Linked DNA regions of Homo sapiens: region 1 is linked to region 2. A link is a loop called in an ENCODE intact Hi-C map of the cell type or tissue named here. Cell type or tissue: MCF 10A. All regions are shown on one strand. Links, peaks and the distances in the headings refer to the core of each region. The heading gives the core; the rest is flanking DNA.

Region 1 (10,938 bases), core at 1,184-9,183, 110 kb after region 2:
CTGTCCACTTCACATGCTGCCTCACTTAGGAGGGCGTTAAGTTGCATGTAACAGAAACCCCACTCAGCGGTTTAACCACATAAATGTCTGTACACCTCACTCAACAAGTAGACTCTGCAGCATCTCTGGGGCCGAGGCTCCTTCCTGCCTCACTGTTCTCAGCACACAGCTTTTGGCCCTGGGGTCACAAAAAGTCAGAGAATGGCACTGAGTCTGCCCCCCTTATTTGGAAAACAATGACTTTCCTGAGGCCTCACCCAGGTGGCTCCTACAGTGCCCCACCGGCTGGGGAGGATGCAGATGCATTTCTGATTGGACTCATGTCCTCTAAATAAAGGAGGGCCAGGGGACCCTGAGTCTGGGAAGGCTGGCTTCTTTTCACCCTTTGTATTTGCTCTGATCTAGTCCTTATATCCAGAATGCCCTTCCTGCCATCTGCAGCTACTGAACTCCTACCTCTCCAGAAAGCCCAGTTCAGATGCTCCCTCCTCCACACAGTCTTGCCAGATTGCTCCTCCAGAGTCCTCCCCACTTCTGAATCTGTTGGCCATCTTGACTCCTACTTGCCTTGGCCATTGCACCTGTCTGCACAGAGCCTGATGGGAACTCTAAGCACCCAGAGGATTTTCCCAGCAGAATGAGTGGATGAGCACACAAATGAATGGTGTGTTCTCACTTTTAGGCCATCTCCATCCTTTGCGATCTTGTTCAAGTCCTCCCTCCACGTACAGTCCTCCCCCGACCTCTCTTACTTCCATGGTGGCTGCTCCAGGGAGCAGAGCTCATGTCCCCGGTGCCTTCCACTTGGCACCATGCTGTGAGACACTGGCCACATCAGGGAGCATCTCTGAGCCCACTTAGTTATCTGTTAAATGAAAGGCTATGCTCTAAATTTCTTCTCATGCTAAAAACCTCAACCCTGCCAGAATTCAAGCCTTGGGGCAGGGGAAGGATTCTATCACATTCCTTTTTTTTTTTTTTTTTTTGAGACGAGTCTCGCTCTGTCACCCAGGCTGGAGGGCAGTGGCGCGATCTCGGCTCACTGCAAGCTCCTCCTCCCGGGTTCACACCATTCTCCTGCCTCAGCCTTTCCGAGTAGCTGGGACTACAGGCGCCCGCCACCACGCCCGGCTAATTTTTTGTATTTTTAGTAGAGACGGGGTTTCACCGTGGTCTCGATCTCCTGACCTCGTGATCCACCCTCCTCGGCCTCCCAAAGTGCTGGGATTACAAGCGTGAGCCACTGCGCCCGGCTATCCCATTCTTATCTTCCAGTTTAAAGGCAGACTTCAAAGTAAAATCGTTTTAGTGGAATTGTCACAGCCATTGTTAAGGTTTTAATTGAATTTAGTATATAGAAAAGTGCATATATCTTAAGTGTCCAGCTTGGTTAATACTTACAAAGAGAATATACTCATGTAATCACCACCCAGATCAAGACTTGGAATGTGACCATCTCCTAAAGCTCCATGCCTCTCCAGTCATTGCCTCCCTGGGATAACCACCATTCTGACTTGTAACAGTGCAGCATGGCTTGCCTAGATTTGGACCTTTTATGTTAATGGAGTCACATGGCATGTACACTTCTGTGACTGGCTTCTTTCACTGAACATTGTGTCTGTGAGAGTCACTCATGTTGTGTATCAGTAGTTGTTCTTTTCCATTGCCCTATACTATTCCACTGTACGAGTATACCACAATTTATCCATCATTCCATAACTGATGGATATTTGGGTAGTTTCCAGTTTGGGACAATTAAGAGTAAAGATACTGGCCAGGGGCGGTGGCTCATGCCTGTAATCCCAGCACTTTGGGAGGCCAAGGCGGGCAGGAGTTCATGAGGCCAGGAGTTCGAGACCAGCCTGGCCAACATGGCGAAACCCCGTCTCTAATGAAAATACAAAAATTAGACAGACGTGGTGGCAGGTGCCTGTAACCCCAGCTACTCGGGAGGCTAAGGCAGGAGAATCGCTTGAATCCAGGAGGCAAAGGTTGCAGTGAGCCGAGATCGTGCCACTGCACTCCAGCCTGGGTGACAAGAGCAAGACTCCATCTCAAAAAAAAAAAAAAAAAAAAAAAAAGAGCAAAGATACTATGAATATTCTATTTGTGTCTTTTGGTGAACAACAGCCCTTATTTCACTCAGGTACACATCAAGAGTGGCGCTGCTGGGTCATGGAGCAGTGAGGTCAGCATGAGTAGCCACTGCTGGGCTTGCTGTTTTAGATGATGTCTGAGCTAGCAGGCATAGACATTCCCAATGTACCCAGAACAGACTCTCAGAAGCATGGGTTGGACCCAGGAGAGCCCAGTGGCCAAGGAAAAGGGATCTCCCAGGGCACACCCACAAGCAGCCTCCAGCAAAACCATCAAGCAAAACCCCCACTCCCAGTAGGCTGAGGAAGCCCTCCATGCTGTCACCTCCATCTGGGTCTCCCACTGTCCTCTGGGAGTAGTAGCTCAAGCCAGCCTCCCACAGCTGTCTCCTCCACACACCTCACATGAGGCCAGCCCTCTAGTGGTCAGAAACTTGGTGTTGACTCACTGCCTGAGGAGTGGACAGAGGCTGGGAAACTGTGTTCCAGATGCCAGGTGGCCCCCAGCAACCAGAGCCCTCTCCTTGCTAGCTCTCTGCTGTAATCAGCTGGCAGACACCAGCCCTGGCTGAGAGCAATAGGGACTGGGGACCAGGAGCTGTGCCAACATCACTCCCCAGCCTCGTAGCTGAGGCCCCACAGTCTCTGGGCTTGCCGCAACACCTGCACACACATTTACGTGTTGTCACATGCTTTGGCCAGGCCCTGGCCACCTGCAGCTTCCCTTCAGTCACCTCCTAACCTATCCTGGGTCCTATGGCTTAAGGGGCCCAGAGTGCACTTTCTCAGGGGGTGCTGGCTCTAGGATCCCTGCCTGGGCCACCCTACCCTGTTCTCCTTTCTTGTCACCAAAGAGCGTGTTCAAGCCGGCTCCAGTCCTGTGTTGTGCATGGCCCTGGGGAGTGGAGATGGAAGCCATCAGCACTATTGGTGAGACCTGATTCACAGGGGTGCAAAGGCCGCAGCTGAATGCCAACGGGCAGCCTGAGCAGGAAGGCTTCCTCCCATTTTGTCTGAGTATATATCTACAAGGTCAATTAAAAGGACAGGAAAGGCCAGGCGTGGAGACTCACGCCTGTAATCCTAGCAATTTGTGGGGGAGAAGCGGGAGGATCACTTGAGCCCAGAGTTCAAGACCAGCCTGGGCAATACAGTGAGACGCTAACTCTACAAAAAAATTTAAAGTAGCTGGATGTGTTGCCTGCCTATAGTCCCAGCTACTTGGGGGGCTGAGGTAGGAGCATTGCTGATGGGAGCGGGCAGCGAGGCTGCAAAAAAAAAAAAAAAAAAAAAAAAAGCCGGGAAAGGGAATTCTAGGCTGGGGGAACAGTCAGTGGGGGAGGCTCCGAGGCACATTTGGGGGACAAGGCTGAAGCCATTCACATGCCAAGAGGTAAAGGAGGTGCAGCTTCATGGTCGCGGTGGGGGTGGTAGTGGTGGTGGTGGCTGGAGGAACACATGCAAGTCAGGCAGTGAGGCCCAGGCAGGCCTTGTGGGGCCCCCAAACACCAATGGGCCAAGCCTCCAAGTTGGGGCTTTTACGTAAGGCTCTATAGGGGTTAGCGCCAGAGTGCCCCTTTCAGGTTTAAGGTATAAACCTCTTCCCTGTTGTTTTGATGGCCTCCAGTCAAGAAGGGGGCTTGCTGGTCAGCCCTACTAAGCGTTCGCCCTGGGCGACACTCTACAAGGTTTTACTGGGGCCCAATGAAATTGACAGATCTGCCAGGGACACACACTGAGAGTCCAGAAGCAGCGTTCGAATCGTTCTGCGCCGAACCGAGTGACAGCATTAAACCGCTGCAGGAACCCACAAATTCAGAATCTGCGCAAAATACACATATTTGTATTTAAAATCCGCGCAAAATACCCATGTGCCTAAATACACATATTTCCCTCCAAAGTCATAATTTCCGGGGGTACAGCCCAGGAATGTACATTTGAACTGGTGCCCCAGTGATTCTCACGCATGTTGGCTAGATAAGAACTCAGCCGCAGCCCGTAGCTGCGCGGCCCGGCCTAGGTCCACCCGCCGCCCGTCCCGGAGCCTCCTAAGGCCGCAGGCGACGCGCCCCGCCCTCCGGGGACAACTAGGCCCCGGCCTTTTCCGCAGACTCCGCGCTCCGAGCCGCGGCGCCCCCTCGCGGCCGCCGGGGTCGGCAGCCTGGGGCTCCGCTGATCTAGGGCAACGAGCGGGGGACGCTTCGAGCCCGCAGCGAGAGTGACCAGCATGGTCCCTGCCGGCAGCTCGGGGCCGGAGGGTTTTGACTGCAAGGCCAGCCCACGCCGAGGGTCCAAGCATCGGGATATGCCGCCAGCACCTGGCTGCTGCAGCACCGCGCTGGACATGAGCGCTCCGCCCAACCCGACGGCGTCAGCTGGCGCGCGCGCCCGCGACCGACGTGCGCAGGCGCCCACGGGCCGCGCAGCCGCCATTGCTCTCCTGCCACGGAGGGGAGCGCTTGGTGGCAGTCCGCGGGCCCGGACGGAAGGCTGAGGCGACGCCTCGACGACAGCGGACCGGAGCTGCAGGGGCAACACATTCAGGGCGGGGTGCCCCATTTAGGCCTGGCTGACCGGAGTAAGAAACTACAACCCCCGAAGTGCCTTGCGCCTCAAGGTTACGGAGGCAGTGACGTAAGCTGTCTTGACCGCTACCATTTCTCTAGTAGAGGCGGGACGCGGCGGCGCGGAGTGATGACGCGCTCTGCTGGCGGCTGGAGGGTTGCGGAGGTCAGCAATTGGGTGCTGGGCTCCGGTTCTCGAAGTGCCTTTGCGAACCTGCTATTTTACCAGTTTAAACTGACGGTCTGTTTAGCCTTAGCTACAGATACCCACTGACTGTGTACCCGCCGCCTTTCAACCCCCGGGCCGGCCACTGAGCCAGCCAGATAACCATTACTATTATTTAGTTTCTATTTTGAAACAGTTTCAGGTAACTCCTGTATGCACTTGGATGAGATTCACAAGTTGTAACCTCATTTGCCCCATTTACCTTATTATTTCCTCTGTTTTTCTCTCTGCCTTTTTTCTTCCCTGGACCAAGTGAGTTAGTTGCAGATATGAAATCCTGTTTCCTCTATATTTAGAGGCCCATCCGTGTTTATTTTCTAAAAACAAGGACGAGCTCCTGCATTCAAAATCGGGTAACATTGGTCAAGACTTTTTCTGACCCATAGTCCATATTGAAATGTTTTTAAAGTTTTTATTAGTGTCCTAATAATGCCCTTTATGGAAATTATCCTTTTGTTTTTCTTTCTTTTTTTTTGAGACAAGAGTTTCCCTCTGTCGCCCAGGCTGAAGTGCAGTGGTGCGATCTCGGCTCACTGCAGCCTCCCCTCCCGGGTTCAAGCGATTCTGTGGCTTCAGCCTCTCAAGTAGCTGGGGTTACAACCATGCGCCACCATGCCCGGCTAATTTATTTTTAGTAGAGATGAGGTTTCACCATGTTGGCAGGCTGGTCTGGAACTCCTGACCTCAAGTGATCCGCCCACCTAGACCTCCCAAGGTGCTGGGATTACAGGCGTGAGTCACCACACCTGGCCCAAATTACCCTTTTCTTGGTCCAGGACCCGATCCAGGAGTACACGTCGCATTCAGCTATCTGGTCTCTTCAGTCTCCTTCGGTCTGGAGCAGCTCCTCAGGTTTTCCATGACCGCATGACCTTGACGCTTTTGAAGATACCTGTTGTTTTGTAGAACTAGGTTTAGGGTGGTCTGAGATTTTTTTTGTTTGTTTGTTTGTTTTTCTTTTTTCTTTTTTTTTTTTTTTAGTTTATGCCTATTCTGCTTATGTATGTCTGAGATTTTTTATCACTGGATTCTGTTATGTGATGTTGTTCAGATGCTGTTATTCAAAGTGTTCAGCCTCACTGGCCTCTGGATACACTCCCAGACACTGCCAGGTCAGCCCCTTCCTGTGGTCGCCTCTCCTGCTGGGGTTCACTCTCACCTTACCAATGTCTCTGGCTTCCCTGTAGCACCCACCCTGGAGCCATGGTCCACGCCTTCCTCATTCACACCTTGAGGGCCCCGAATACTGAGGACACGGGCCTTTGCCGAGTGCTGTACTCCTGCGTCTTCGGTGCTGAGAAGTCACCTGATGACCCACGGCCGCATGGTGCCGAGAGGGACAGGCTTCTCCGGAAGGAACAGATTTTAGCTGTGGCCAGGTAACCACACAGCCCAGCCCCAGGCCTTCATTGAACACGTACCTGATTGTAATAGGTATTTTCGGGGAGTGGGGACGCAGAGAAATAGGAGGACTAAGAAGCAGAGAGGAAGTTTTAGAGTAGCATTTCCCAGAGAGTCTTCCACAGCTTTTCATAAGTGTTACGTGAAAAGGGTTAAATAAATAATAATTCTGTTATCATTATTAGTATAATTAGCATTTGTTCAGCCTGTAAGTGCTAAGCATTTATATTCTGAACATCTTATATATATTAACTCATTTAATCCTCATAATAGTCTTTTGAGGTAGGTATAGTTATTATCTCCACCTTATAGATGAGTAAACTGAGGTATAGAGTGTTTGAGGAATTTAACCTGTCCAAGGTTACATAGCTAGAAAGTAGCAGAACTAAGATTTGAGAGTAGGCAGGCAGACAGTACAGATTAAACATGCTTTTCAGTGCAGTACTTAACAGGGCCTTTAGTGTGCCTGTAGACTTTATGAATTTCTAACGAAGAGAGAGGATGTGGTACATGAGGACTCCAGAAAGCCAGGGATCCAGATCACAGTTTGGAATATACTGTTCCAGACTAGGGTGGCTAGCCTTGGCTCTTCCCCTCTCAGACCCAGCCAGAACTGGTAGGTGCTGGAGCCTCCTGGACCTCCGCATTCTGGGTGGGGTAGCACCACTCTGGGGCAACCTTCTGCCAACTCCTGCCTTTCCCTTGTTCTTCTTATTCTCCTTCCCCTCCCTGTAGCTCAGAAAACCAAATACATGCCTTTAAAACCAGCCTGTGCGTGGCTCAGACTGGAAGGTGATTCAGGAAAGATCAAAGGGAGCTTCTAAGAAGCCTTGTTGGTCCAATGGAAGGTCTTTCTTTCATATTTGGAGAGGGTTGCAGGATAGGGTGGAGATTGGACTGCCCACGTTGGGTGATGGCGTTTATTTTCTGCCTCATCCCTTTCCTTTTTTTGAGATGGAGTCTTGCTCTGTCGCCCAGGCTGGAGTGCAGTGGCGCAATCTTGGCTCACTGCAACCTCCGCCTCCTGGGTTCATGCCATTCTCCTGCCTCAGCCTCCCGAGTAGCTGGGACTACAGGCGCCCGCCACCACGCCTGGCTAATTTTTTTAAATATTTTTAGTAGAGACGGGGTTTCACTATGTTAGCCAGGATGGTCTCGATCTCCTGACCTCGTGATCCGCCCGCCTCGGCCTCCCAAAGTGCTGGGATTACAGGCTTGAGCCACCGCGCCTGGCCAAGCCGCTTCCCTTTCCTTTATGTGGAGAAGGCCTCTGTGAAGCAGGTGAGGGCAGGATCTTCTTCCTCTGGTGCCCTTTTTCAGCCCAAGGAGCTGGGTTGAAAACCTGCCCTCTTGGCCACATGGAATAAAGTGGTTCAGGACCTGGAGGCTCACACTTCCTGATTCTGTGGCCCTGGGCAGATCACTTAGTCTCTCTAGGCCTCAGTTTTCTCACTTGAGATATGGGGATGATGGTAGCTCCCAGCACCAGGGTTGATCATGAGGATGACAGAGTTGGTGTGTGAGCCCACCAGCCTGACCTGCCCACTCTCCCCAGGCAGGTAGAGTCAATGTGTCGGCTGCAGCAGCAGGCATCTGGCCGGCCCCCCATGGACCTGCAGCCGCAATCCTCAGATGAGCAAGTGCCGCTGCACGAGGCCCCACGTGGGGCTTTCCGCCTGGCAGCAGAGAACCCTTTCCAGGAGCCACGGACGGTGGTGTGGCTGGGCGTGCTCTCGTTAGGCTTTGCCCTGGTGCTGGATGCCCATGAGAACCTGCTACTGGCTGAGGGCACGCTCCGGCTGCTGACACGCCTCCTCCTTGACCACCTCCGGCTGCTGGCGCCCAGCACCAGCCTTCTGCTGCGGGCTGACCGCATTGAGGGCATCCTCACCCGCTTCCTGCCACATGGTCAGCTGCTTTTCCTCAACGACCAGTTTGTCCAAGGCCTGGAGAAGGAATTCAGTGCCGCTTGGCCCCGCTGATTCCTCGTTGGGATGGTGCTTCTGAGGGCAGGCAGAGGGTAGACACACAGCCAGATGAAGCTTGGCATCTCCCTCCTACCCAGCAGCTCTGATGTGCTGCTATACCAGGACAAGTGGGTGACACAAGCCTGCAGAAAGGGGGCTGGGCAGAGGGTGGAGGAGGTCCTGCCTGTCCTCAGGTTAGTGGAACCACAGAACTTCCTGAGCCTAGAGCTGCTGTGTTACTTAGACCGCTGCCGTGCGGCAGCCACGCTTGTCCTTGAACCCACCTTCCTCCATCCCTGCCAGCCGATAGTGCTAGGGTGAGGAGCTGCCTGGAGCTCACCCCGCTCTTCTTCCAAACCCACAGTCAAGGCCAGGCGCGGTGGCTCACGCCTGTAATCCCAGCACTTTGCGGGGCTGAGGTGGTTGGACCACCTCAGGTCGGGAGTTCAAGACCAGCCTGGCCAACATAGTGAAACCCCATCTCTACTAAAAATACAAAAATTAGCTGGGTGTATGGCGCCCACCTGTAATCCTAGCTGCTCAGGGGGCTGAGTCATGGGAATCACTTGAACCTGGGAGGCAGAGTTTGCAGTGAGCCGAGAGTGCGCCACTTCACTCCAGCCTGGGCAACAGAGTGAGACTCCATCTCAAAAAAAAAAAAAAAATCCCACAGTCATCGAAACACAAAAGGGGTCTCAGACTCCCCTGAGGGTGGAGGAGCTGTGCCTGCATGCTGGCAGGCCACAGCCCCTGGCTTTGTGCCCACTTAGGCAGTATTATCAACAAGGTCCTGCTCAGTGTCCAGCCCCCGCTGAGTTCAGAAATGCATCTGCCAATCAGCAGCAGGATTCTGCAGCTCCTTTTGTGCCAAGCCCGTTCCCACCAGGCAGGCTCGAGATAAAGTCATCACAGCCTTCCCTCATCTGCAGGGAGAGAAGTTGCTGTCAGATGAATGTGAGCAGTCTAGCCTGGATGACATATTTTTCGTTTTGAATTAAAAGCACTGGCTGTGTGATTTTACCCTCTTTCTGTGAGTTTGATGCGTGCATCCTGCTCCTATGAGTGAGTGCCTCTCTGGATGGCCCCAAAGCTGCGTGTCTGAGCTTTCGTGGTCAAGGATCCCCCTAGGAGGCTTCTTGGGATGCCTCCATCTCTCATCCCCACCTCACCTCTGTCTCCTTAGAGGCCTCCTTTGGATGGTGGCACACATTTCTCCACCAAAGTATATGTCACAGGTGGCAGGTGGCTGTGGCAGAGCCGTCTGAGAAGCAGTGCTTGGGCTGAGAATTGGTGCGAGTGGTTTATGTGGGGTGGGCGGTGATCCCGGGAAGCAGGAAGGGGACACAGTCCTCGTGAATGCTTGTCAAGCCTATTAGGACTGTGGTAGGGAGCTGAGTGCCTCTAGGGGGCTGCACACAGCAGTTGCCTCTGAATTACCTCACCTGAGAGGTGGCGGCTGTGGGTGTTTGCCTACTGCCTTTAGTCAGTGGTTACAGGTTGATCCCAGGGTGCATACATTCCCTGGCTCTTTCTGCCCCTGAGAAAAAGCCTTCAGGCAATGTGGAGCTGGGCCTGCCTGCACCATGTTGAGTCCCAAAGGGATATGGGTGGGGTACCAAAAGTCGGTGGTTAGGAGGTCTTCAATCAGCAGCTTCTAGTGAAGGTTTAAACTTACTCAGTTGGGGGCGGGGGGTGGGGGAAAAACCACTTCAGTTTACATTGATTTTCATGATCTTCCTGTTACCAAGGAAGGTGAGGCTTTCTTGGCAGAACGAGCCTCCTAGGTGCTCAGCTCTCATGCTTGCCATCCATCAGTTGCCCTTTAGCATCCAGGATGGACCCAACTACACCCACTTTGGAGGCAGCACTGATGATTAGCCCTTCCAAGTCCATGGCCAAGGCCACCAGCCATGCCAGGCCTTCTACCACCACTGTCAACATAATTGGGATGAGGCCACCTTTTCCATTTTATGGTGCCACAAACCACCTTGACCATGAAGACCTAAAGGGATGTTACTCTGTGTGTGTGGCCAAGTCCCACCAGTGGAAATGTCCCACAGGCCTCTAGTAGGGACACCCCTTCCCTATACATTCTGTTCTCCTGGCCCACCCCTCACCCCAGGCTGGCGGTCCTGGTGGATTGGCTGTGTTCTCAGGGAACAGGCCATTTTGTCCTCTATGGAAAGGCTCAAGCTTACTGATCTGAATTCTTTCTGCCTTTTTTTCAAACGGAACTTAAGGAAGAGGTTGAGACTCTGCTCCCCTGGGAGCTGTGGGAAGTTGAGGTTAGGCGTGGCTGGTGGCCTGGTTCTCATGAGGTGGGGCAAACTGATGGACAAGAGAATAGTAGAGACTGAGACCACACCGTGGGGCTGCTGAGCTCCAGTTCCTGTCCAGCTGGACCAGGGTTTTCTTAACCAGATGAGCTTGCCCAGCACCCTTCCCACACTTCACACTTCTGCCCCAGCCTCTTGGGCTGGGTTTCCACCACAATTTATGCTCACCATATATTTATCGAGCCTCCCTTGGGCCTGATGCTCTGCTGGGTGCAATGCAGGATACAGAATGACCCCAAAGTTCCAGGAGAGACAGAGCTAAGGCCAGGTGACTGCAGATGACTGCAAAGCAGCAATGGTTTGAGCATCCCTGAATTGCTGCTCACAAGTGCTTTAAACACCTAAAGG
Region 2 (11,600 bases), core at 1,481-9,480:
GGAAATAGTGGTGATGGTTACACAATATTGCAAATGTACCTAATGTCATGGGGTGTACACTTAAAGACAGTTAAAACAGTAAATTTTACATTATGTATATTTCACCACATACACACCCATGTTGCCAACTTTGCAATCCTCCCTGGTCCTAAATGCTGACTTGGCCAAGTGAACGAGGAGGCTGGAAGTGGGGACAGGAAACTCATGACCTCCCAGCTCCCAGCCCATCCGCCTCAGGGGCTGGGCTCAGCAGATTCCAATGACTACCAGGGGTCACACCTGGGAAGGGGGTGAGCCGAGGCCCAGGGCCAGTCAGGCTGACCAGGTGGGACTTAGCCTGCTGCAGAAGGCAGAAGGTGCCCCAGCAGGGGGCACAGTACAGGGCGGGATTGGGACAGGAAGGACACCGCTCCCCAGGGGACCCAGCCCTCTCGCAGGCTGCTGGAGTGGACTGATCTGGCCATTTATGGAGGCCCAAGGGCTCATCTCCAGTTCTCTAGGAAGCCCTAGGCCTCCTCCTCTTCTGGGAAGATGCACCCCCAGCCTCCACACCAGGTTCTTGGCCACTGGAGAATGATATAGCTGGGGCCCTGGGACCTGGACACCTCACCGTGAAGAAAAGCAGCCTGCTGGGCACACTGGGGGTCAGATGTGTCCCTGGCCACAGGGGATGTCAGGGTCAGCTCTGCTATGGCCAGGGCAGCTATCTTGTCCCAGCTCCCCTGTTCCTCCCATTTGGGGTCCTGAAAAGGGCAATCGTGAACCTGATGGAAGAATGGTGGGGTTCTGGACACAGCGACCCTGGAACAGGGCGCGGGGGAGGACCCTTTCCAGGACCACTCCCATCACATAATGTAGAGGCCACCTATGCTTAGCCCGGCCCTAACCCCAAAGGGGTCAGCCCCACCGGAATCCAGCCTATTGGCTCAGCCTGTCACCACAAAGGCCAGCTTCAGCCCAGATAACTGTTCTGGAAACAGAAAGAGCAGGGACCGCTCAGAAAGGAGATCTCTGTCCCTGTTTGAAAGCCTGGAGTTGAGGGGACAGTGCCCCGCCCCCCGCCCCCCGCAACTTGGGTTGCAGCTGTGGCCTAGTGAGCACGCAGCGCCCCCTGGTGGTCGAGGGGGAATTGCGGGTCCCGGGAAAGGGGGCGGTGTGCCAGCAACAGGGAGCAGGCAGCTCTGCAGCCCTGAACCATCCCTCCCTTGGGTGACTCTTTTGGAAATCATTGTTCCCCAGACAGGAGGTTCCTGAGGTTCATACTTGGGTCTCCAAGTCTTGGGTGCTCTGAAGACAGGATTTTAAATCCCCACTCCTACTATTGGTATGTGTTGCATCAGGGTGGCTTGAGCTGGCCTGGTACACAGTGGGCACTCACGTTTGCTGCCTGTTTGAGACCAAGTGCCTCAGGAGGTCTTGGAGGGTTGGCTGGGGCCCCAAGTCCCTGACCTCTGATTCCAGAGGCCAAGTTTAGCTGGGGAAGAAAGGGCAGAGGCAGTTTCCCTATGGACAGCTAGGCCCGGGTGTAGGATTCAGTTTCTGTTTCCTGACACCAAGGCTTCTCCCCAACTTCCCCATTGGGCTAGAGAAGGAAGAACACAGGGTGACATGGCCAGCTGGAGGTTACTGGCCCACAGATAGGGAGTCAGGGTACGGATGGGCAATTCCTGGAGCAGATTATGGTCAAAATAGTGGAAATCCCCAATCACAGGCCAAATGTTTAATTCTCAGAGCCATAGAATCCATAACTAATGCTTATTGGCTTTGACATGGGCAGTAGAAATTTCACACTTCATTCCTTAATCTGGCTCTAAATGCTTCTGGCTGGAGTGCTCACTCTCCAAACTGTGCTGGACAGCACCAGAAGCCCTCCTGTGGACGGACGAAGTGGTGATGGATGAAGTGGAATTGTGCTGGGGTTAGAGTAAGGAGAGATTATCGTTGGGCTGGGCTGGGGCTGAGGTCAGGGTGATGATCAGGTTGGAATTCTGGAAGCAAATTAAGGCTGGGATTGGGGTGGACATTGAGGTTGAGTGATGGGTGGGGGTAAGGGTGAAGGTTGGAGTTGGGTGCAGGTGATGGTTAAGATACGGTGGAGGCTGGGTTGAGATGAGGATGATAGAGTCGGAGTTGTGGTTAGGGTTGGGATGATGGATGGTTGGGATTAGATGAGATGAGTAAATGGTTAGGGTTGGGGTGCAAGTGAGGTGAGGGTGAGATAAGGTTGGAATAGGGGCTGGGGCTGGGGCTGAGGTAGGGTCAGAGCAGGGTGATGGTCGGGACTGGGATTGGGATGCAGGTTGGAAGGATTTGGGGGTGGTGGAAGGGTTTCAGTTGAGTCCATCTTTGATTAGTGTCTTGGACTTGGGTTGGTTTGGGGTCCACCACTCGCACCCAGATGGAGCCCCCCCCCGACCCCTGCCCCTATCCCGCTCAGCCAGTTTCAGCCCAGCCCCGCTCCTAATGCTCCACTCACCCTCTGGGCCCAGGGACCAGGGACAGGGGTACCTGCTCCACAGAAGGAAGTGGCTGCGGCGGTGCTGGACCTGCGGAGAGGAGAACAGGAAGGACGGCCAAGAGCTCCTGGTGCAGCTGGCTCCCCAGGGCTCTGCCGGCTCAAGAGAGAAGGATCCCGTATCAGGGGCTGCTTCCTCTTTCCCAAAGCCTCAGCTCTACTGTCCAACCCAGAGGCTGGTCAGGGAGGCAGCTGCAGGCCTTGCGCAATGCCAAAACGGGAAAGACCTCCATAGGGGAAGGCCCTCGGCAAGGCCAGGGACTTAGGGACTCCAGCAAGCAGAAGTGGGACCGCTGCAACGCTGGAGCCTCCCCAGGCAAAGTGAGAAATGGAGTGGGGGACTCCCATTCACCAGCCAAATCCACACCCCACTCTCTCTGAGCCCCTTAGGGAGGCTGGGGGAGGTGGAAGGGGGCTTCCTGCACACAGCTCTCCTCCCTGACACCTGAGAGGGAGGCGCGCCCAGCCTGGGGTGGGGATGCACTACACGATGCCCAGACCAAGGCAGTTATTCTCCAAGCCATTCAGGAGCCTCCCTGTACCACTGAGTACTCTTAAGAACCCCCAAGAGGCAGTCCCGTGTTGTGGGGGACATAAGGCCCCAATGTCCAGGACACTCCTCAGGTTTTCTCTTTCCCCTCTCACTGTCCTGTACGTTTTTTGGTTTTTGGCTTCTTGTTGTTGGTTTTTTTCTTTTTGTTTTGTTTTTGCTTTTGAGATGGAGTCTCACTCTGTCGTCCAGGCTGGAGTGCGGTGGCACAATCTCAGCTCACGGCAACCTCCACCTCCCGAGTTCAAGTGATCATCTTGCCTCAGCCTCTCGAGTAGCTGGGATTACAGGCATGCACCACCACATCCGGCTAATTTTTGTATTTTTGGTAGAGACGGGGTTTCACCATGTTGTCCAGGTTGGTCTTGAACTCCTGACCCCAAGTAATCTGCCTGCCTCGGCCTCCCAAAGTTCTGGGATTACAGAGGTGAGCCGCTGCACCCGGCCACTATCCTATACCTTCACCCCCACCTTGGGACAGGAAAGGAAAGCCCCCACCACAGCTAGTTACTGTTACATTACTGCAGCCCATCTTATTGAGGGCCTAGTTTGTGCAGGCACTTGACATGTGAAGCAGATGTTAATTGCTCCAAGCAATCCCAGATACAAGCAACAAGACTTTTTTTGGTTTTTGTTTGTTTGTTTGTTTTTGTTTTTTGAGACAGTGTCTTGCTCTGTCGCCCAGGCTGGGGTGTCCTGGTGCAATCTTGGCTCACTTTGGCTCACTGCAGCTTCGAAATTCTAGGCTTAAGCAATCCTCCTGCTTCAGCCTCCTAAGAAGCCGGGATTACAGGCGCTTGCCACTATGCACGGCTAATTTTTTAAGTTATTTTGTAGAGACGGAGTCTCCCTATGTTCCCAGGCTGGTCTCAAACACCTGGGCTCAAGTGACTCTCCCACCTCGACCTCCCAAAGTGCTGGAACTACAGGCGTAAGCCACCACTCCTGGCCATTTTTTTTTTTAATTTCACAACTCAAACTTAATTCAACTCAGTCCCTGCCTACCTGTACTGGTGGGGAGCTGGCCACAGCAAATTAGGCCCCTGTACCCTGAGGGCAAGGCCACGTGTGCAGGTGTAAAAGGATGTGAAACCCTAAATCAGGGTGGATCCAGAATCGCAGGCCATGGTGCCCCAAAGCAGATGTCTGGTGACATTCCACCCTGAAATGCTCAGGCTACAGAGATATTAGGTCTCTATCACTCTGTTCCTCTTTATAGCTCCTGTGTCCACTCCTATGCTTGGGCCATTTCCTCTTTCGGCCAAAACACAAAGGGTTCATCCCATTACTTCCTCCCTCAACAGCTGGTCCGGAGACACCCAGCTCTAGGCCTGTGGGGTTGTGACACATGGGTACCAATCCTTCAGTCCACTGGGACTCTATACATCCACCCCTTGGCTTCATGGTGGGAAAGCATCCCTTGACTTTGACCTTAGTCATATGACTTGCTCTGGCCAATGGATGTGCACGGACATGACACAAACTAAGTCTTGAAACGTACTTAAGCAGTTTGCCTTTCCCCCTGAATTTCTGTCATTGCCATGCAAGGGGCAGGCTCCAACTAACCTGCTGGTCCAAAGAGGATGACGAACACATGCAGATGACCTGAATCAGACCCATGGATTGAAACAAAACTCAGCTGAGCCCAGCCTACGTCCACCAGACCAGTCAACCTGTGGATGCGTGAATTTATTGCTGGATGCTGCTGAGAATTTTGTGGCTACATTAGCAAGATGATACAAGGCCTAAGTCCCAGAACAACACACCCAGAACTTGCTTACCTTTCCTTAGCATGAGGAGAGCAAAGACTTGTCTACCTTGATTAGTCAGGGAGCACTGCTTCCTGTCATTTCCTTGAGTATACAGCAAACTAGGTAAATAAATAAAAATAACTAGGTAGGCTGGGCACGGTGGCTCACGCCTGTAATCTCAGCACTTTAGGAGGCCGAGGTGGGCAGATCGCTTGAGGCCAGGAGTTCAAGACCAGCCTGGTCAACGTGGCGAAACCCTGTCTCTACGAAAAATACAAAAATTAGCTGGGCCTGGTGGCAGGCGCCTGTAGTCTCAGCTACTCAGGAGGCTGAGGCACGAGAATCGATTGAACCCGGGAGGTGGAGATTGCAGTGAGCCGAGATCACACTACTGCACTCCAGCCTGGATGACAGAGCGAGACTCTGCCTCAAAATATTTTAAAAAATGTAATTTCTCAGTAGGTCACACTGTTACACATTCATCTAATAACAATTATTCTTTTTCTTTTTTTTTTTTTTTTTTGGAGATAGGGTCTCACTGTCACCCAGGCTGGACAGGCTGGAGTGCAATGGCACAATCTCGGCTCACTGCAACTTTGACCTCCTAGGCTCAAGTGATCCTCCTGCCTCAGCCTCCCAAGTTGCTGGGACTACAGGTGAGTACCACCAGACGCAGCCAATTTTTGTATTTTTTTGTAGAGATGGGGCTTCACCATGTTGCCCAGGCTGGTCTCACACTCCTGAGAGTTCCCAGTCAAGTGATCCACCCACCTTGGCCTCCCAAAGTGCTGGGATTACAGGTATGAGCCACCATACCCAGTGAATTATTCTCGTTCCAGATAGGAAAACCAAGTCATAGGGAGGTTAGAGAATTTGCCAAAGACAAAACTTTTTGGTTGAAAAAAAATAAGTTTTGCTACAAGTATAGAAAACACCAAATAACGGTGTTTTAAATAAAATAGAAGTGTTTCACCCTCTCCCTCAAGTAAGTGTTGGCATCCAAGATGATATGACAACTCCACAATCATGAAACTAGATCCCTTTTTATTTTTTGGCTCAGTCATTGTCAATGGGCTGCTTCCAGTCATTGTCCAAAGTGGCTGCTTGCGCTCCAGCCACTGTATCTGCATTCGGGAAAGCAGGATGGAGGAAAGGACAAAGTAGGCCATGCCCTCTACTTTAAGATAACTCCTTAAATTGCTGATGTGGTGGGTCACTCCTGCAATACCAGCCACTCAGGAGGCTGAAGCAGGAGGTTCACTTGAACCCAGGAGCTTGAGGCTGCAGTGAACTATAATTGTGTCACTGCATTCCAGCCTGAGTGACAGAGTGAGATCTTGTCTCTTAACAACAACAAAAAAGGTAATTCTTTAAATTGTACACTTTATTGCTGCTTATATTCCACTAGAAGCTAGAAGTTAGTCACATGGTCTTAAGTCTTTATTCTAACAGGTGATGTGCCCGAGTGAATCCTGGGGGCCCAGTGCTAAGAAGTAGAGGGAGATGAAGCCCTGCCCTCCTGTGGAGCAACCAGGACCTTAATTCAGTCATTCATTCCTTGGACCTACCCAGATTCCAGCCTCAGGCCCCTGCCCACCTCCTTGCCAGTATCTCTGCAGAGCCTCCTGCCTCCCCCAGAGGGTGCCAGAGCCCTCTGCTTCCTCAGCCTTCAGACCCACTTGCTGTGTCTCAGGTGGGGACAACTCAGTCTATAGAGGCCCAAGGGAGATCTTTGAGACCCATACTGTAGTCAGCTTGGGGCAGATGGGAGTCATGTAGCTCACTGGCTAAAAGCCTAGGTCCTGCATAGAGCTGGGTTCAAATCCAGGCATATCCATCACCTGCTCTACGATCCCAGGAGTCACTCAATGACTCAGAAGCTAGAGTCCTCTGGAAAGCTTGTATGAAGAGTTCCCAGGGCCTGGAACATCAAAAGAGCTCTGAGAATGTTGGCTCTGCTGTTGCTTCTCTTATTGGGTATCTGAAGGCCGTACTCTCCTCTCTCCTCCACCCGAGGTGACCTCTACTCTCATAGCCACACCCTGGACCCTCACTCATTCAGTCACCTCACCCAGTCTGTCATCTGTCCCTCTGGCTCTCCTCTCCTGTTCATGCATCTTGTACTCACCCACTTCTGTCCCTGAGTGTTTCAAGGCTCTGGGGTTTTCAGAGACACTGAAGGGACCTCCCTCCTCAACACAACCACAAGGTCTAGGTGGAATGACCCACTAAGGGACCGGCTCTGAAGCCAGAGACTTCCAGGGAAAGTCAACAAGCCCAAGGATGCCCGTTACAAGAAAGTTAAAAGACCCATGTACATGTCCTCCCGTTTTATTCCCTGCTCAGGGTCTGGGCATACAGTGGAACACATGCAGTCCCCAAAGGACACCGTCTGTACAGAGTCAGATGGAGTTAAGAACATTTAGCCGGCTGGGCGCGGTGGCTCACGCCTGTAGTCCCAGCTACTCGGGAGGCTGAGGCAGGAGAATGGCGTGAACCCGGGAGGCGGAGCTTGCAGTGAGCCGAGATCGCGCCGCTGCACTCCAGCCTGGGCCACAGAGACAGACTCTGTCTCAAAAAAAAAAAAAAAGAATATTTAGTCTGGGCACGGAAGCTTATGCCTGTAATCCCAGCACTTTGGGAGGCTGAGGTGGGCGGATAACCTGAGGTCAGAAGTTTGAGACCAGCCTGGCCAACATGGTGAAACCCCATCTCTACTAAAAATACAAAAATTAGCCAGGCATCTGTAATCCCAGCTACTCAGGAGGCTGAGGCAGGAAAATCACTTGAACCCAGGAGGTGGCGGTCACAGTGAGCCAAGATTGTGCCAGTGCACTCCAGCCTGGGTGACAGAGCAAGACTCCATCTAAACACACACACGCACACGCACACATATTTAAACCACCACACCAACATCTAGTTCAAGATGGTGGACTGAGAACTTGTCTCTGCCATTCCTGGCCCATCCAATACCACTGAGAGCACAGTAAGCAAAGGGAAAAGGAGACAGAAGGGCTGGGAACAGGATGGCTGGGGGATGGGAAGTATCCACTGCACAGGATTTTGATTTAATTCTAGAAGATAGAAAGAGGGAGGATCACGTTCAGGAACAGATGCGGGTAAAGGAAACCAGAGCCAAAGCACGCTGAGAGAAAGCTGCCCCAGAGGCCGGAGCAGAAGTGGACTCTCTACAGGGACTCAATACACCCCAAAGGGTTGGTAGCTGGCACACGTACCTCTCCACCCCCACATGTAACACTGCAGGGCAGAGGAAATACCCTAGGTGAGTTCCAGTATCAATCAACCTGCCCTTTGTTCATAAAGATGAATTGGTTACCAGGTATTACCAGACAGGTGAGGAAGACCAACACAAAGAGAAAGATCCAGAAACAAACAGGCCAGGCGCATTGGCTCACGCCTGTAATCCCAGCACTCTGGGAGGCCAAGATGGGTGGATCACCTGAGGTCAGGAGTTCAAGACCAGCCTTGCCAACATGGTGAAACCCTGTCTCTACTAAAAATACAAAAATTAGCTGGGTGTGGTGGGGTTCTCCTGCCTCAGCCTCCCGAGTAGCTGGGAGGCTGAAGTAGGAGGTTCACTTGAACCCAGGAGCTCGAGGCTGCATTGAACTATGATTATGTCACTACATTCCAGCCTGAGTGACAGAGTGAGATCTTGTCTCTTAACAACAACAAAAAAGGTAATTCTTTAAATTGCACACTACATTGCTGCTTATATTCCACTGGCTAGAGGTTAGTCACATGGTCTCATGTCTTTATTCTAACAGGTGATGTGCCCGAGTAAATCCTGGGGCCCCAGTGCTAAGAAGTAGGGGGAGATGAAGCCCTGCCCTCCTGCTTGAACCCTAGAGGTAGAGGTTGCAGAGAGCGGAGATCATGCCACTGCACTCCAGCCTGGGTGACAGAGTGAGACTCCATCTCAAAAAATAAAAAATAAATAAATAAATAAATAAATAAATAAATAAAAACCTACAGCAAAGAACAAAGAGCTATTGCACCGTTACTGTGGGCCTGGCAGTATTATGACAACTTTTTTTTTTTTTTTTTTTTTTGGAGATGGAGTATTTTTCTGTCACCCAGGCTGGAGTGCAGTGGCTCAATCTCAGCTCACTGCAACCTCTGCCTCCTGGGTTCAAGCGATTCTCCTGCTTCAGACTCCCGAGTACCTGGTATTATAGGCACATCCCACCACACCCGGCTAATTTTTGTATTTTTAGTAGAGACCGGGTTACAACATGGTTTCACCATGTTGGCCAGTCTAGTATCAAACTCCTGACCTCAGGTGATCCACCCGCCTCAGCCTCCCAAAGTGCCAGGATTACAGGCATGAGCCACCACACCCATCCAGTGTTCTGACAATTTTATACTTATTAACTCATTTAGCAACCCTCTGAGCTAGATGCTATTGTTATCTCCACTTACAGGAAACTGAGTCACAGAATGGTACAGTAAAATAACCTTGACCGAGGTTTACATGGCTGGTAAGTGGCAGAGAAATGAAACTTGAACCCAGGCAACCTGTTTCCTGAGTTGGACTCTGAACTACTCAGCCATACTGCCTATTTATTTATTTATTTATTTACTTACTTACTTATTTATTGAGATGGGGTCAGCCGGGCATGGTGGCTTACGCCTGTAATCCCACCACTTTGGGAGGCTGAGGGGAACAGATCACTTGAGGCCAGCAGTTCGAGACCAGCCTGGACAACAAGGAGACAGGGTCTCGCTCTGTCACCCAGGCTGGAGTGCAATGGTGCAATCATGGTTCACTGCAGCTTCGACCTCCCAGGCTCAAGCGATCCTCCCACCTCAGCCTCCCAAGTAGCTGGGACCATAGGCACCCACTATCATGTCCAGCTAATCGAAAAAAAAAAATTATATAGAGATGGGGGTCTCACTATATTGCCTAGACTGGTCTCTAACTCCTGGGCTTAAGCAATCCACCCACCTTGCCCTCCCAAAGTACTAGAATTACAGGTGTGAGCCACCGTGCCTGACCAATACTTCCTCTTTAATAAACTAAACAAAAAGTGAACAAACCAATCCCGGAGGGAACAGATAATTCAAGGAATACAAGAAAACTTATGAAAAGAAAGATTCTAGTGCCAATATGTTCATAAAACAAAAAAAAAGCAGCTATGAAAAGAAAGCAAAAAATAATTCTTGGAAATTTAAAATAGAATTGCTGAAATAAAAAGAAATTCAATAGAAAAGGGTGTGAACATCTGTGGTTTTGGTTTCCAAAATTAGTTCACTCTTCTTTGGGTAAAAATACCCTGATTTTCCTGCTGTATTCTCAAGCCCTGTGGGTTGGTGGAATTGACACCTCTTCCATTTACTGCACGAGAGAAGCATGTTGCTGCTCACAGTTCATTATGAGGAGCCAGCAGGTAAAGACAACACTGAGGGCAGATGAAAGATATATACTGACCCTGGGTCCTTGTGGACATCATTGAGTCCCTGGATCAAGCCTTACCTGAAGCTAAAGGGATGAGTGCTTCTCACTGTTAATAGCCACTGATCAAATTCCATAGAAGGACTCCAATTATCCTTGCCTCAGTTGTGTGTCCAGCCCTCGGATGAGCTACCATCAAGGGAAACTGCCAGACCTTGGTGACAAGCCCACCCACTGAAAATGGGGAAAAAACCCAAGTCACATCATTGAACTGAAAGAGCTGCAGTTCCCCGAAAGACAGGAGAGAAGGAATGCTGGATAAACACAACAACTACTTCATCTCACTGCACCTGCAAAGAATCCAGGCACAGGAAGGTGGGCACAGCAAGTAGTCTTTCTGGTTGACATAACAAAGACAACATCTGTTTCTTCTCTCAGAAAGAAGTAAGAAAGGCAATTGGAGAACCAGAAACGACAAAATCTATTCCAGGACCAAATAGAAAGAAAACACATCTGAAGCATGATTTTGAACAATTAGTGGGGTGTAAGAAAAGAGAATCCATTTGACCTTGACATCTGAAACAGCAAATATTCTCCATCAAGGCACTTTAGGGTAGAGGAAATGATACTATGTTTCCTTCTCAAAGGAGCTATCTGGTTACGTGGTTCTGCAGTAAATGACGTTTATACAATCATAACATCCGTTGGTTTTCAATTTTCAGAATCAACCTGAAGATAAAGCATGGAAGATTTCATTATAATTACCGAACAGCATGCAAATGTTACAAACTTTGACCATGAAAATGTAAAAAAGAGCCCAGGCGCAGTGGCTCACGCCTGTAATCCTAGCACTTTCGGAGGCCGAGGCGGGTGGATCACAAGGTCAGGAGTTTGAGACCAGCTTGGCCAACATAGTGAAACCCCATCTCTACTAAAAATACAAACATTAGCTAGGCATGGTGGCACGCACCTGTAGTCCCAGCTACATGGGAGGCTGAGGCAGGAGAATCACTTGAACCCAGGAGGCGGAGTTTGTGGTGAGCCAAGATCACGCCGCGGCACTACAGCCTGGTCAACAGAGCAAGACTCCATCTCAAAAAAAAGAAAAGAAAAGAAAAGAAAAGTAGACAGCAGAAATTAGAGGGAGATGGCAGGTGACCTGGGGCTGGGGGAGGCACAATTTTTCTTACATAGTGATAGGGCTCAAGAAATTCTTTCTAAAATTGATGTATGAGGAACGAAATTTTAAATATAGATTGTTTAGAACTATAAGTAGCACCAACACAGGACTCCAGTAATCACACAGCAAACAAAACTGAGAAAACAGACATGGGCGGGGAGATGGGAATGGGTGATTTCCATTCCCTG

The links. A loop is a pair of places that touch in the nucleus more often than their neighbours do. Peaks named below come from ENCODE experiments on the same cell type or tissue, not always from the same donor. Only the 100,000 strongest peaks of a DNase experiment are listed, where the experiment ranks them.
Region 1: it touches region 2 in a loop (25-fold over the local background); 2 of 110 quality-filtered maps call a loop at or near these places.

The regions. Positions count from the first base shown.
Region 1 is chr20:3,816,029-3,826,966 of GRCh38, forward strand. AP5S1 (adaptor related protein complex 5 subunit sigma 1) reads left to right here and starts at 4,519. Exons shown (of 3, transcript NM_018347.3): 1 at 4,519-4,730; 2 at 6,074-6,265; 3 at 7,843-10,938. The coding sequence starts at 6,090. The coding sequence ends at 8,269. RefSeq lists a silencer at 4,043-4,322 and enhancers at 4,319-5,022, 4,563-4,902. In MCF 10A, for the core only: CTCF peaks have their summits at 2,518 (motif pointing left), 4,228 (motif pointing left) and 4,431; DNase peaks (open chromatin) are centred at 2,523, 4,233, 4,753 and 5,593.
Region 2 is chr20:3,709,962-3,721,561 of GRCh38, forward strand. SIGLEC1 (sialic acid binding Ig like lectin 1) reads right to left here and starts at 2,639. Exons shown (of 22, transcript NM_023068.4): 1 at 2,509-2,639. RefSeq lists a silencer at 6,510-6,569 and an enhancer at 6,925-7,094. In MCF 10A, for the core only: a CTCF peak has its summit at 6,481 (motif pointing right); a DNase peak (open chromatin) is centred at 6,470.